Regions from separate parts of the Homo sapiens genome. Here region 1 is linked to region 2. The links are chromatin loops, found by intact Hi-C in ENCODE. Cell type or tissue: Calu3. All regions are shown on one strand. Links, peaks and the distances in the headings refer to the core of each region. The heading gives the core; the rest is flanking DNA. Region 1 holds the start of ZSCAN16 (zinc finger and SCAN domain containing 16). Region 2 overlaps SCAND3 (SCAN domain containing 3).

Region 1 (8,340 bases), core at 233-8,232, 450 kb before region 2:
TAGGGTTTTAAGAACAATTATCTTTTCCCATTTATACCAGTAGCAAATCTTCATAAGAAATTGAAATGTTCCAGAAATATATAATGTATAAAATGCAGGTTCTCCTTAAGTTTACCCCCAACTGATACTCATAGTGAATTTTTTTTTTTTTTTTAAGACAGAGTCTCACTCTGTCGCCAGGCTGGAGTGCAGTGGCATGATCTCGGCTCACTGCAACTTCTACCTCCTGGGTTCAAGTGATTCTCCTGCCTCAGCCTCCTAAGTAGCTGGGACTAACAGGCACATGCCACCATGCCCAGCTAATTTTTGTATTTTTAGTACAGATGGGCTTTCACCGTGTTGGCCAGGATGGTCTCGATCTCTTGACCTCGTGATCCGCCTGCCTCGGCCTCCCAAAGTGCTAGGATTACAGGTGTGAGCCACCTTGCCCGGCCAACATTTTTAAGATAATAATTTTCACAAAAACAATCATACCATATCTTTTGTAACTTTTTATTTTACTCAATATACCTTTAGCATCTCTTAGTTTCTAAAAACTGGGTGGTATTTTAATGAATAGACATATAAAAATTTAAATTCCAAATGTTAGGCATTCAAGTTTCCCAATTTAAATAAATAGTGCTTCTTTGTACATACGTTCAAACATTTATGTAAGCATTTCTATATGGATAATTCCAAGAAGCTAAGTTGTTGAATCAAGGGGTATGGACAACTTCTTACCTTCTAAATAAGTCTTACCTTCTAAAAATGTAAAACTAAGTATGCCTGTATATCCACACACCTCCTAACACTGAATATTATAAATCGTTTGTCTTTAGCAATCTTAAAAATCTTTCTTGTTTTGTTTAAATTCTTATTAGTGAACCTTTTCATATTCACTATTCTTAATTTTGTGTTCTATAAATGTCAAGTGAGTCTGTGTGAAGAGAGTCCACCAACAGGCTTTGTGTGAGCAACAAGGCTGTTTATTTCACTTGGGTGCAAGTGGGCTGAGTCCAAAAAGAGAGTCAGCAAAGGGAGATAGGGGTGGGGCAGTTTTATAGGATTTGGGTAGGTAGTGGAAAATTACAGTTAAAGGTGGTTATCTCTTGTGGGCAGGGGCGGGGGTCACAAGGTGCCAAGGTGCTGGGTGGGGAGATCATGAGACTCACTGTCGGGGGCAGGGGGAATGTCACAAGGTCGATTGATTAGTTGGGGTGGGGCAGGAACAAATCTCAATGGTGGAATGCCATCTTTTGTGGTTCTTCAGTTGCTCCAGGTCATCTGGATGTATACGTGGCGGTCACAGGGGCTATGATGGCTTAGTATCATATTGTCAGAGGCCTGACAATAAATGCATGCAGGTTAAGTACTTTGTCTATTTTTCTATTGGCTTGTTCATATTTTTATTTTTTGGTAAGATAAAAGGTCTTTGTATATCAGGAAAATCAGCTGTGTCTTTTAGATGTGTGGCATATTTTACTTTTAGTTTATATTTTATTTTTACTTTTTTCATTCAAATATTTCAATTTTACAAGGCCAGTTTCATTTATCTTTTCCTCCATGGCCTTTTCAGTTTTATGTCTTTAGGGGTTTGTGTTATTCTTAAAAAGGCCCTTCCCACTCCAACTTTCCAACCTGTCTCCCTGCTTCTGCCCTTGCCCAACCCCTTCACATTCAAGTCTACTGTTAACATAGCAGCCAAAATAATAATCTCAATACCCAAGTTTAATCATGTTACTTCTCTACTCAGAAATCTCAAATGAGCCATGCTGGGTAGCTCACACCTGTAGCTCCAGCTACTCAGGAGGCTGAGGCGAGAAGATCACTTGAGCCCAGGAGTTTCAGGCTGCAGTAAGCTATGATCGCACCACTCACTGCACTCCAGTCTGGGTGACAGAGTGAGACCCATCTCCTAAAACAAAGGAAAAGGAAAGAAAAGAGAAAAGAAAATAAACTGAGTAGCTTATCATTTTATCATTTTAGAGTAAAAATACCCTTGCACTCACCCAAGGCTCTCACTATCTCTCCACCCAACGCTCTTTTGCTCACTCAGCTCCAGAAAAACAAGCACCCTTCCTTTGCCCAAAATACTTAAAACACACTCCACTCCAGGCTTTTGCATTTGTTATCCCTCTCCCTGAAACATCTTTATCCCTGATGGCCCATTCCCTCAGCTCCCTCAATCTTTGCTCAAATGTCAATTTCCTAGTCAGGTCCTCCATGAATATCCTATTTAAATTGCATCACTTCATTCTCACCCCAAATTCCCTATTTCCTTTATTTTCTCCTTAGAACTGATATCCACTCTCTATACACTATGTATATTTTTTGGTTTATTGCCTGCCTCCCCAGCACACACACACACACACACACACATACACACACACACAAGATTATAAATTCCATGAAAGGAAGGGCATTGTTTTGCTCAAAATTAGTTCCAGCTTCCACAATAGTGCCTGGCATAGTAGATAAATCAATATTTGTGTAAGAAAGGAGAAGAGGGAGTAAAAAACTAAGAGCATTTTTCACCCATCAATTTGGCAAAGATCAAAATATTTTATAACACTGTGTTGACAAGTATAGGTAAATAAGAATACTGCTAGTAGATCCTATGATTGGTGATTTGGCATTAACAAAAGTACAAATTTCCCTATTCTATGCTGTAGTAATTCCCTTTCTAGACATACAGACTATGGATATATCCTTACACATGAAAAATGATGTGAGTTCACAGTAAGTTATTGCAGCAATGTTTGAAAAAGAAGAATTGGAAACAACCTCATGACCACCAATGGGGTACTTATTAACAAATTATAGAACATAATACACAGTTGAATACCGTGCAGTTGTTTAAAAAAGAGCAAGATCAAGGAAACACTTATGTACAGCCTTTACCAAGACCACCTGGTAAAAAGAAAAATAAGAAAGGTACAGAAGTGCTACTATTTGTGCAGAGGGGAAAAAGCGCGGACAATCTATAACGGTGTAATATATCTACGGAAGGATATACAAGTCACGAAAAATATTGTCAAACTAGACGCTGGGGGACATTTACTCTTTTTAATAAATGTATGTGAATGCATTACTTATCCATATTACTCAATAATTAAACCGAAAAACGTTTTAAAGAAGTACAAATAAGACTTGCTCGCAGATCCCGCAATCCCATCAATACGAGGCGTAAAAGCCGGGTCCTCCACTGGCTAGGGCCGAGGAGGCAAGCACTCAAGCTGCCACAGAGGCGAAGCTTCCTAGAGCGGCCCGGAAGTGCCCGGCTGAAGCGGCCGGGCGCCGATTGGTGTCTTTGAGTCTAGTCTTTGTTCGGGGCTGTCCAAAGGACGCTAGCTGTTGCACCTGTTCCTCCCTGCGCGTAAGGTGAGTGTCTCCCGGCTCCCAGGTGGAGAAAAGGGGACAAGACGCAGCTGTGGTCAGCAGCAACACCCTCCCCACACCTCCCTGTCGCGGGCAGAGTGTAACACTCCTGTCCCTCCCTCCGCCCCCCAACAGATCTACAGGAGAGGATTTGGCCCAGCCTTCCGGGAGAGGATGGGTGGAAGGGGGACACTGGTTGCGGGTTCCTCTGCAGAGGCATCTGTCTGATCCCCTTCCAGGGTTGGCACACATATCCTATAACCAGTGAATCCTGGGGGCACAAGCTGGCCCGTGCATCTCATGGTAACAGAATGAAGAGCCTTTTAACAAAGCCGTTAATAATACTTGGCGTTTATTTAGTGCTTACTAGTGCCCGCTGCCATGCCAGGGACGTTGCATACGTTCTCATGTAATCTGTATATCAACCCTGTAACACACATGAGAATTGTACCTGAGGATCTGTAGTTCTAGTCCAGATAAATAACTTCCTCTAAGTTACACAATAGAGCACAGATTCAAATCATATCCCTGCGTCACTGTTTTTTGTTTTGTTTTGTTTTGTTTTGTTTCAGCTTCCTATAAGACTGTTTTCTCTGATTGACTTCTGGTGGCTTGGCTTCATTATGATGTGTTTATGTTCACAGAAATTTTTGTAATTTCTCTATGGTAACAACTTTTTATGCCTTAGGAGTGTCTCTGAGGCAGGATTCTAAGAGATTCTCTTTGACTCAATCCCAGATAGAGGATAAATCTCCTGGCAAAGCCCAGAATGACCACAGCCCTGGAACCTGAGGACCAAAAAGGACTTCTGATAATTAAGGCAGAGGACCATTACTGGGGACAGGATTCCAGCTCACAAAAGTGCAGTCCTCACAGGAGGGAACTCTATAGACAACACTTCAGGAAGCTCTGCTATCAGGATGCACCTGGACCCCGTGAAGCTCTTACCCAGCTGTGGGAGCTCTGCCGTCAGTGGCTGAGGCCAGAATGCCACACCAAGGAGCAGATTTTAGACCTGCTGGTGCTAGAACAGTTCCTGAGCATTCTTCCTAAAGACCTGCAAGCATGGGTGCGTGCACACCATCCAGAGACTGGAGAGGAGGCAGTGACGGTACTGGAGGATCTGGAGAGAGAGCTTGATGAACCTGGAAAGCAGGTGTGAAGGGGCAGTCATCTGGCTGTGAGTGATCAGGGGATATGGATGGAGCCAAAGCAAAAGGCATATGAAAGAACATCTGAAAATATTTATCCTCTAAAGAACAAGGCATAGGAAGGGACCTGACTACCTATGTCAAATAATTAAAGTGTGGCTGGGTAAAGAGAGGAGAGTCACTAGACTGATTCTATGCCTGTTTGGAAGGCTAGGATCAGTGGGAAGTTACCAAAAGGCAATCAGGTATCAGAGGAAAAGAAATAATTTTCTGCCATTCATAGATACCCATAAATAAAATAGGCTACCCCATAAGAAACTCCCTTTCCATATAGGTATTCAAGCGGAGATTCAAGTAGATGTCAAGGATATTGCAGAATAGGACTGTCCAACAGAAATATAATGCAAGCTGTATATGTATTTAAATTTTCTAGTAGCCACATTAAAAAAAAAGGTGAAATATATATTTTATTTAGCCCACAATATTTAATCATGTAATCAATATTTTTAATGAGGTATTTTAGATATCTGTGCTTTAAATTTTCAAAATTTGGTATGTATCTTACATTTAGCTTATCTCATTTGTACTAGCCATATTTTAAGTACTCAGTAACCACATTTTGCTAGTGACTACCATATCGGATAGCATGGTTATAGAAGAAATGCTCCCATTTGCTGGAAGTTGGGCTAGATGATTTTTAAGCTACCTTCCAAATCCCAGTGCTCTGATCCTGGACTTCTGCAGATCAATGAAAGAAGAGACGTTGAATTTTACTCTCTAGTGTCCTGAATTGTAGAGATTAGCCTCTGTTCCTTCTCCTAGCCATTATTGCCATTTACAATGAAATGAGAATTTGTCCCCCCTTTCTATGTCCCTGGAAGATGTTTCATTTGATTGTTTTATCTGAAGTTACTTAAGTTTCCATAAAATTCACCTTACACACCTCATTTTCCCTAGGTCCCAGGCAATTCAGAAAGACGGGACATACTCATGGACAAGTTGGCCCCCTTGGGAAGGCCATATGAATCACTGACTGTCCAGCTCCATCCCAAAAAGACCCAGCTGGAGCAGGAAGCTGGGAAACCACAAAGGAATGGTAAGCAGGAACAGTTCTGAGTGTATGAGGGTAGAGGTACTTCCTTAGGTTAGAGGAAAACTTTCTCACTTTCATCTTCTCCTTTTAAAGATTTCCTGCTTGTCCTCCACCTCACTATGGACAATTTTATCCTCCTCTTACCCTTGCTCCATGATGGAGTTATATTTTAGTTTCTCACTAGACAAAAAAGCTGCTATTTGGCCCAAGGGATGAGGATGGAGTTTATTTAATATCCTTATAATTCTGTTGTTATCTAATGATTCTTGTTCCAAATCCCCCTAAATTTCCATTTTGAGACAGGAGAACTTATGGCACTCTGTATTAGTCAGCGAGGCCTGTCATACAGAATACCATGGACTTATGGGTGGCTTAACAGAAATTTATTTTCTCACAGTTCTGGAGGCTGGAAGTCCAAGATGAATATGCTTACAGGGTTAGTTACTAGTAAGGCTACTCTCCTTGGCTTGCAGACCTCTTGCTGTGTCTTCACATGGCCTTTCTCTGTACACACACACTCCTGGTGTCTCTTCCTCTTGTAAGGACACTAGTACTATTGGATTAGGGTCCTACCCTTATGACCTTATTCAACCTTAATTACTTCATTAAAGCCCTATCGTCATATACAGTAATGTTTGAAAGGGGTTAGGGCTTCAATGTATGAATTTGTGGAGGAAGACAAGTCAATCTATAACACATTCCCATGATGAAAGAAGTAGGGAAGAGAGACAATGATCAGTCAATACAGCAAAGTTTCTTGTTTTTATCTGCATGTCAAATTAATTGGGTTTTATCCCCCATCCCAGCTCCCTAATTACAAACTAGGGTGTCTAGTGTATCCCCAGGCTACATTAAAAAGCTGGTGAATTTTAAATTCCAGTTTATCCAAACCCTACCTTTTTCAGTGCTCACCACCCTTTCTCTAGAGGCTCCCATGTCTAATAATGCCTCTCCGGGTAGTTCCTTATACTCTAGCCTATTTTGTATTCTTACTACTTAAGTTTTACCAATATCCCATCCTGTAGGATCCCTACCAGATGATTTGTCTAATCTGAAAAATTATTTTGAGCTAAGATGTTCCTAGCTGCTATCTGGAAAGGATGACATTTAATTATATGTAATGTAAAGAAGCCTTTCAGTGCTTTAACTCTAGGAGTGGAGTGCTGGTTACTGTTTGGCTTTAGAAGTGACGTTAAGAACCTCCTATCTGTTCTTTTTTATTTTTATTTTATTTTATTTTTTTTAGAGGAGAGGTCTCACTATGTTTCCCAGGCTTGTCTCAAACTCCTGGGCTCAAGTGATCTTTCCACCTTAGCTTCCCAAAGTGCTAGGATTATAAGCATGAGCCACTGTGCCTGGCTCAACCTGTCTTTTGATTCATTCATCTTTCACTGAGTATTTACTAAATAGCAGCTATATGCCAGACACTATACTAAATGTAAGGAATCCAAAGGTTAGACACTTACATTACTTCTCTTCAAGAAGCAGGAGAGTGAGCACTTACAATAGTGTAATAATTACCATACTAGAGATACACCGTGAACTACAAAGAGGATAGCTATCCCTGAGGTGCACCTGCAAAAATATCACAGAGTAGGCTTGCTTGAGCTGAGAAGGTCAGGTGGGAGCTGAAAGGGGGTGACATTTTAGGCAAAGAAACGGTGAAAAAAAATAGCATCAGAGAATAACATTCTAAGAATAGCAACTGCTCTGAGTTTGATTCTGATAAGGAGTCGTCTGTAGGAGGGAAAATCAGCAATGTGTGTTTTAATAAACGATCCAGCTGATTCTGATGCACAATAAGGTTAGAAACCACCGAGCTAGGATTTAGACAGGAGGTGATGACAGCAAGGACATCAGTTTCAGGAAAAAATATTTTACCCAGCATATACACTGACTATCCATTGTCATTTCCTATTCCTTTTCATTCCTCTATTTACTCTGACCTGCATGTTGTCATGCTTCCTGCTTCCAGCTAATTATTATCCTTCAAACACACTCCCCTCCTTGGATGGTTCCTATTCACTATATTCCTCTCAGACCCCAAATCCTATTATCCTCTCCATTCACTTTTACTTGATTTTACTTGCCACCTATGTTTCAGGCCCCTGCATGTTTCTCCCAAACTTTTACCTCCCTCCCCATCTCTGTTCTCCAGTCTCTCTAATTATCCTTGGCATATCTATAGTCCCCTCATTTATCCGTCTTCCCTTACATAGTATTGCTAACTTATCTCTTGAGCTCTATTTTTGCCTTTTCTTCTCTTAATCTACTCTCAAACAACTTGTTCTGCTGATATCTTCCTTAATTCTTAATTTCTTCCTTACATTGTGACTCTGTGCTATGATGATACCAAAAATAAGATGGTACCAAATATTTGATATGTGTGTTGTATGTGACTTCTCATTATTTTATAACACATTTATAACATTTACATGTTCTTTCTTCCATAGGCTGTTTGCTTCTCAAACATAGAATAGGACCCGTTTGTGTACTGTTTGTTTGTTACAGGTGATAAAACTAGGACTAAGAATGAAGAGTTGTTCCAGAAGGAAGATATGCCCAAAGACAAGGAATTCCTTGGGGAGATAAATGACAGACTGAACAAAGATACTCCTCAGCATCCTAAGTCCAAAGATATTATTGAAAATGAGGGCAGATCAGAATGGCAACAGAGGGAAAGAAGACGATATAAATGTGATGAATGTGGGAAAAGTTTCAGTCATAGCTCAGACCTTA
Region 2 (8,340 bases), core at 282-8,281:
AGGAATATAATTTAAAAGACATATATTGCCAAAGGAGCCAGTAGTGCTTGAGGTAGAAGTAGGGAATATGGACACACAAAAGGGGATACCATTTTCTTTCTTTTTTGAGACAGAGTCTCACTCTGTTGCCCAGGCTAGAGTGCAGTGGCACAATCTCAGCTCACTGCAACTTCTGCCTCCTAGATTCAAGCAATTCTCCTATCTCAGCCTCCCGAGTAGCTGGGACTACAGGTGCGCACCATGACACTTGACTAATGTTTTTATTTTTAGTAGAGATGGGGTTTCACCATGTTGGCCAGACTGGTCTTGAACTCCTGGTCTCAAGCAATCTGCCTGCCAGCCTCAGCCTCCCAAAGTGCTAGGATTACAGGCGTGAGTTACTGCACCAGGCCAGGGGGATACCATTTTGATTAAGGAATCCAACTTTGGTGGAATGAAGAGCGTAAATGAAACTCCAGCCAATAACAAAAAGTTTCAAACAATAAAGAGCAGAAAGCCAGGACATGAATTTCCAGAGCAGTTTTCAGGATTGAAGCACTGTTTTATGTAAAATAGGATGCAAATTAACATTTACTTGTTTGTTTACTATGCAAAGACTTTTTTTTTTTTTTTGTATTTTTAGTAGAGACGGGGTTTCACTGTGTTAGCCAGGATGGTCTCGATCTCCTGACCTCATGATCCACCTGCCTTGGCCTCCTAAAATGCTGGGATTACAGGCGTGAGCCACCACACCCGGTCTCAGACTTTTTTTTTTGGAGGAACCTCAGCAAGACAATAATAGATTTTTAAAAAAATCTCCACACTACACATTTTCTCTTTTATTCAGTCAGGTTAGCTATTACATCAACATTTGAGGAGTAAGTTCCAACCTAATATATTCATATCAGCTCCCTTTTAGGGCTATTAACTACAAACTCAATACAAATAGCTTCATTACTAATTTTAATAAGAGTACTGGATGAGTCAAAATCAGTGAAAAATTTCTGACTTAATAAAGCTTATTAAAAGAAATTTCTAGAATACTCATAATAACAGAAACACTAAGAATACTTCAAATTTGGCTAAGTGTTAAGGAAAAAAACTATTTTGGAAAAAGTAAAAAATAATAATTTGGAATTAGCATAACATCTCTAGATAGTTTTATAGTTGCTTGGAAAAATACTTTCACTCAAGTCAACATCATTTATACTATCAATTTGCATACCAAATAGTGAGACAGAGCAGGGACCCCTCTTAGGGGCCTGTCAGCCACCCCTAACCCCAAGCATGGTAATAACAGAAAATCTTGAGTTCCTTCAAGGGAAATTCCAGGCATCTAACTATCTTTAAGAAGTAAATGAGCAACTTGATAAACAAGAAGGTAATACCTTAAAACAACATCCAAAAAAGTTAGTCATGAGATGTTCCCTATATTAACTAAAGATAGCATCTTAACATATATCCCTAAGTTGTTTTTCAGAAACCCATACCTCCACCAAATGGATCCACTGGTCTGAAGACCTCAGATAATGGGGAACTGAGGACTGAACTCCAACCGCTGCTTTGTTCTAAAGTTCTTCCTGTGGGGCCTGGAAGAAGTCACACCCGCAAGCCAGAGCTAACCTTTTTTTCTGCTGATCCCAAATTTTCAGACAAAGCTTTGCCTCCTTAACCAATTGCAAATCAAAAAATCTTTGAATCTACCTATGACCTGTAAGCCCCTTCTCTGAGATGTCCATCCTACCTTTTTAGGTCAAAATAATGTACAGTGTCCACGTATTGATTTATGACTTTGCTTGTAACCTCTGACTCCCTTCTTTTAAAAAAACTTTACTTGCAAACCATTGGGGAAACTGGGTCTTAATTTTGAGGGGACCAATTCTCCTTGCTTGACACTCTGCAAATAAATGCCCTCTTTTCTCCTGTTGATGTGGATGTTTGGCTTTCCTGTGCCAGGCAAGTGAACCCGTTTGGTTCTGTAGCAGTAATGAACTACTAAATTTAAATCATCTAAAATGTTTATATTTTCTAAAACTAGGTTAAAATTAATGATATGTTACTGTGTGGTTTGGCCTCATTTAACTCTCAATTGTTCCAGTAAGGCTTCTTTGATCATTAAATTTAAACTCACAGTGAGTTTTCCTTTCCTGAAAATCATTATCTATTTATAACACAAGTTAGCACTATCGCAGTTTTTTCTTTAACTGTTTTATAGGTAGATGCAACAAGACTGTAAGTTTCTAAAGAAACAGAGATCACTTATTTCTCTAGTATCTTTCACATTATCTAACACGTTACTACATCTAGTGTTCAATAGAAAATTGTTAACTTTATAATAAAATAACAATAATGGTAAGTGCTATCTCAAAATGTGACTGAAAAAGACCATCCTATGGATAGCATTTCTTTCCATACTGATCCATTTTGTGCCATGCTATAGAACTAGAAGCAGAGAAGGAAAATAAATAAGAATGAATTAGAAGAAGAAATACAGGGCAATGTCAAGAGAACCAGGAAAATATGAGCCCCAGAAGTTTGTAGAATCAATATTAATGTCTAAGAAAATTGTTAGGGCTATAAGAGGAGAAAAACATTGTATCCATTTTACCTAATCCTTTTTAAATGGAAAAGATAGCTGTTCCAGAACCAGGCCAGACTCCACCTCTACTATACATTATACCAATAACAGACCTTAGAACACTAATAAACATAGACTTCAGAAATTCCATATTCTAAGGTAGAATTTCCAAATAGTATTTCCAATGTATACACAGTCATTATGTGACAAAAATTGTGGTCAGAGGCTACAGCAATGGGACCCATGACTACACTGACAAGTGCTCAGTATTTACATACAGAGGTATCTGATTTATCCACAGGTACTTACTAACTTCATTACAAAGTATCCATGAAAAATCTTGTGTTCAAGTATTTTTGACATTATTATCTGACTGTTTTAATTCAACTCCCTTAATAACATTACACTATACTGATTGGCTTTTCCTTCAACTATTAATACATTCAGTAGAAGCTGAAATGGAATGAGGTTTGATAACTTTCAATACTAGACCCTTCATTCTCCCAAGTCTCACCTTCTTTCTTAGAACTAAATTATTCTCACCATTATCTTGAAGTGGGTGTGGCTCTGGAGATTCACATTCCATTCTATCTTCCATAGACTGAAGCTGGGTGCCTAAAGACTCCTTTGCAGAATCCAGAGGGATCATTTCTTCCATAGAAACTTCCTGCCCATATGTGCCCTGTGAGACCTGTGGACAAGTAGGTGCATTTGGTAAACAATACAAATAATTGTAGTTTGTCATAGCTAAACTTGTATTCTTCCACTAAAATAGAATGTAAGAAGAAAATCAGTCTTTACTGAATTCTTAAGTACAAGATAAAACATGAAGAGAAATGAAAAATGCTGGGACTAATAAAGCCAGAGCCATACAACAGAAACTGATGTCTCTATAGGACAGGAGTTAAAACGCATCCCTTTGGTTTCTGTTTCTGGGAATAACAATGAAAGCACGTTAAAGAAATATCTCCTAAACCGTGATGACTGAAAAAAATTGTAAATGAGTTCCAGTGTGGTTAATTAAAAGTAAATATTGGGCTGGGTGCAGTGGCTCATGCCTGTAATCCCAGCACTTTGGGAGGTCGAGGCAGGTGGATCACCTGAGGTCAGGAGTTCGAGAGCAGCCTGGCCAACATGGAGAAACCCTGTCTCTACTATTAATAATGCAGATTCACCAGGCCTAAGAAAATGTACAAATTGTTAAAGGATTACAGAGTTATTAATGGTTACACTTACGCTACATCGAGTTGGAAAATGTCCATGGATAGTGAATCCCAAAATTGCACATAAACCAGAATATTCTAAAAGGGAATATCCAGTGACATAGGAGGAGATGAAAGCCTACATATTATTAGAATATCATGTTGGGATTTAAGATTCTGTGTCATGCTCCTTTCCTCCAACTTGGATACCACATAATAAATTTATTCTTGCCGGGCATGGTGGCTCATGCCTGTAATCCCAGCATTTTGGGACTAATAAAAGGAGGCCAAGGTGGATGCATCACCTGAGGTAACGAGTTCGGGACCAACTTAGCCAACATGATGAAACCCCATCTCTACTAAAAACACAAAAATTAGCCAGACGAGGTGGTGCACGCCTGTAGTCCCAGCTACTCAGGAGGCTGAGGCAGGAGGATCATTTGAACTCAGGAGGCAGAGGTTGCAGTGAGTTGAGATCATGCCACTGCACGACAGAGCGAGACTCCGTCTCAAAAAAAAAAAAAAAATTCTTAAACTGTGCAAAGCACATTTCAAAAAATCATTTTCTCAAAATTCATAAAATGGTTAAGCCAGTTCCCTTTGGTATGTTTTTCCCTTCTCTGAGCTTAATAAGGTATCTTATGTAAATTGCTTTGTATAATATAATAGCATGCATTTCAATTTGTCTAAATCTTTGCATAACTGCCAGAAACAGAATCTGTGAAAGAGGGCCACCTGCTGTTTATAATTAAACAATGTATCAATTCTGTAATGTTAGTATACACAATCCCAGCTTTTGGAGCAACTAAGAAACAAAATATGGATATGGTTCATTGTGCTGAATTATTCACTGACTCTCCCCCACCCCCCCACCCCCCCAAGCACAAACACAAATCTAGTCTCTTGATTCCTCTACTTTTCCACCAGCTGGACTAGACCAAAATGGGTGGGCCTGGTCTTAGAACCGGGAGGAACTCCACTTCTGCCTCTACCACAGAAGTTTGAAGAGTACCTTGGGTAGTGGTAATAAATTACAAAACTGAAGTTACTTCAAACTGGTCATGACAGTCATTAGTCTTTCAGTATTCAATTCCTGGGTTTGATTTTTTTTAACGCTGGAAAGAAGCTGAGTGCAGTAGCTGACATCTGTAATCTCAGCACTTTGGGAGGCCGAGGTGGGAGGATTGCTTGAGCTCAGGAATTCGAGACCAGCCTGGGCAACATAGTGAAACCTCATCACTGCCCAAAATACAAAAAATTAGCCAGGCATGGTAGCACATATCTGTGGTCCCAGCTACTCAGGAGGCTGAGGAAGGCAGATTGCTTGAGCCTGGGAGGTGGAGGTTGCAGTGAGCCAAGATCGTGCCACTGCCCTCCAGCCTGGGTGACAGAGTGAGATTCCATCTCAAATAAATAAATAAAAATGCTGGAAAGAAACTTTTGGTTGTAATATGGTAGAGTAAATATTGCTGTGTTCATTAGAAATGCACATATTTCCAATAAATTCGAACATCTAACTTACAGTGGCACAAACAAATAGGGGTTTATTTTTGTTACATAACAAGAAGCCTAGAAGAAGGTAGTTGCTGGCACCAACTCATTTATCTAACAGTTTTTCAGGGACCCTAGCTGTCTTCATATTTCTGCTCTGTCACTTTTAACACTAGCATTTGGCCTCATGCTTACCATCACTTAATGGTCAGAAGATGGCCAGATATCATATTAGTGTTCAAGACTGGAAGTGAGAAAAGGTGAAACTAAAGTAATCTCCCCTATCCTATCAGGAAAATAAAAGCTTCCCCAGGAACCTCCTCCCCGAAATATGCTTATTTCTCCCTGGCCAGAATTCTGTTGCATAGTTAACTCTAGAACAAGGAAGCCTGGAAAAGAATTTAATTAGATATATTGCCAGTATGAACAAAACCAACATTTTGTCGGGAGGAAAGAAGGGTAGAATAGACACTGGGTTGGCAGCTAAAAGTGTCTGCCAGTGGTATTTCCCCTGTGGGGGAAATCACACAAAAACAAGAAAAATGAGAAACATTTATACAAACTTGATATTCAACAACACTAAGAGATATTTATAACTCTGACCACATTAAAAAAACTATCAAACATGATCAGCGTATAACCTGAACAATACCCAAGGAACTGACCAAACACCAAGTCCTACCAGAAGCTACATTTTTCAACAAAGCTAGAAGGGGAAATTTTAAAGCAAGCTTATCCACCCTGCAGCCTGCAGGCCACTTGCAGCCCAGGACAGTTCTGAATGTGGCCCAACACAATCTTGTAAACTTTCTTAAAACATTGTAAGATTGTTTTGTGATTTTTTTTAAGCTCATCAGCAATCGTTAGTGTTAGTGTATTTTAGTGTGGCCCAAGACAATTATTCTTCCAATATGGCCCAGGGAAGCCAAAAGATTGGATACCCCTATTCTAAAGTAACAGGCATATCTTAAGGGGGAAAAAAACTACAGTATTTGTTATTTAAAGCAAAGAGAAAAGGGTGTGCTGACTAGACGTGAGAAACTGCTTATATAGGCATTTGTGCTGCAACATAACATATGAATGTATTAAAAAAACATGCTTTCTGCAAAACTGCAGAAAAGTGACAGGATTTATGGGGAAAATACGGTTAAAGGGTGGACTATTTTAACACCTACACAACTTTGTCACTAGAGCATTATTAAAACTATAACAACTCCCGGCTGGCGCACGGTGGCTCACGCCTGTACTCCCAGCACTTTGGGAGGCTGACGCGGGCGGATCATGAGATCAAGAGATCGAGACCATCCTGGCCAACATGGTGAAGCCACGTCTCTACTAAAAATACAAAAATTAGCTGGGCGTGGTGGCGCTTGCCTGTAAATCCCAGCTACTTAGGAGGCTGAGGCAGGAGAATCGCTTGTACCAGGGAGGCAGAGGTTGCAGTGAGCCAAGATCCTGCCACTGCACTCCTGCCTGGGGACAGAGTGAGACTCCGTCTCAAAAAATAAAAATAAAAATAAAATAAAATAAAAAACACTATAAAAACTCTAGTAAAAATATAAGACATTAATAAATCTTACTTTAAGTATAGGATTTTACCTTAGAAAGGTGATGTTATCTTGTTAGAAACAAGTGTGAGGAAAGGGGGGGCAAGGGTGGAAGGATATAATCATCAAAAATTCAAAGGTGGGTCGGGCACGGTGGCTCACGCCTGTATTCCCAACACTTTGGGAGGCCGAGGTGGGCGGATCACGAGGTCAGGAGACTGAGACCATCCTGGTTAACACGGTGAAACCTCGTATCTACTAAAAATTAGCCGGGCGTGGTGGCGGGCGCCTGTAGTCCCAGCTACTCGGGAGGCTGAGGCAGGAGAATGACTGAACCCCGGAGGCAGAGCTTGCAGTGAGCCGAGATCGTGCCACTACACTGCAGCCCAGGGGACAGAGCGAGACTCTGTCTCAAAACAAACAAACAAACAAACAACAACAACAACAATTCAAAGGTGGAAAGATATAATCATCAAAAATCCAAGTGAAGACGCTTGAACATTTGATGTTATATTCTTCCACCCTTGGATATAGTGATACTACAAGAAACATGATGTGGGTTCCCGTTTATCATCTTGTTTTTATTTATTTGACACTGGCTTATAAAAAGATACCCAGTGTTTGCTGTTTTAACACTTTCCTTCTTTCATAAAGAAGCTGTTTATATGGGTCCAATTAGGGCTTTATGTCATGAAGTGAAATCATGCTGCGTTCTGCATTGTAGTCATTATCTTTTATCTACTCCAACTGCTTCTCTATCATACTTGAAGCAGAAGATAACTGAGAAGTGAAAAGCTCTTGGGAGGCAGCTTGTAGCTTGTGGAACTGCATGTTCTTCTTCCTCCACACCTTCCATTTGTGCCTCAGCAACTAACTTGCAGCTCTTCTGTAGAAAGATCCTGTGTGTCAGATTGCAGCAGCTCCGCATTATCCTCACTAGCAACTTCTTCAAATCCAACCCCCTTTGCAAGAGCGATACAGCTTGGGTTGGTTTTGGGGAGATCTTCTGAAGGCTCAAAGGCTTTGGAATCATAAATTAAATCAGGGAGAATTGTATATCACACCCCGTGCAAACAGGCTTTTGTGAAATCATTCCAGGCCTCTACAATAATATCAATAATAAGTTTAATGTTGAATCATTTACAGAATTCAAAAAATGTTAGGGCACTGTCACCCCCTGTATAGGCAACCAATATCTTGAATGTTTGCTTTAAATAATAAGCTTTAAAGATTGCAATCACACCATGATTAAGGGGCTGCAGTAAAGAAGTTGTATTGGGAGGTAAAATGAGAACTGTGATATTTGAGGAAAGCTCAGTGACTACTGGAGGGTGGCTTGGTGTATCACTGAGAATTATAAGAATTTTAAAAGACAATTTTTTTCTCTTGCAATGTTTTATTTTTTTTTAATCTACAAAAAAATCACCCGAAAGATCAGAAAATATCTGCCCTGTCATCTAGTCTCTCTTGCTAGACCTGTAGTAGGCACCAAGGCTAGTCTTTACAATTCATTTTAAAGCTTATAGATTGGCAGAATGATAAT

What was found. Peaks named below come from ENCODE experiments on the same cell type or tissue, not always from the same donor. Only the 100,000 strongest peaks of a DNase experiment are listed, where the experiment ranks them.
Region 1: it touches region 2 in a loop (2.7-fold over the local background); 7 of 110 quality-filtered maps call a loop at or near these places.

The regions. Positions count from the first base shown.
Region 1 is chr6:28,121,318-28,129,657 of GRCh38, forward strand. It overlaps ZSCAN16 (zinc finger and SCAN domain containing 16), which reads left to right and starts at 3,292. Exons shown (of 4, transcript NM_025231.3): 1 at 3,292-3,360; 2 at 4,096-4,513; 3 at 5,466-5,604; 4 at 8,113-8,340. The coding sequence starts at 4,127. ZSCAN16-AS1 (ZSCAN16 antisense RNA 1) reads right to left here. Exons shown (of 2, transcript NR_103456.1): 2 at 478-1,894. RefSeq lists an enhancer at 2,936-3,437. In Calu3, for the core only: no CTCF peak of the experiment used is centred there; a DNase peak (open chromatin) is centred at 3,244.
Region 2 is chr6:28,576,172-28,584,511 of GRCh38, forward strand. It overlaps SCAND3 (SCAN domain containing 3), which reads right to left. Exons shown (of 4, transcript NM_052923.2): 2 at 3,101-3,248. Among named protein-coding and RNA genes, the nearest start is that of SCAND3, 7.0 kb to the right of the region's middle. In Calu3, for the core only: CTCF peaks have their summits at 4,502 (motif pointing left) and 4,762; no DNase peak of the experiment used is centred there.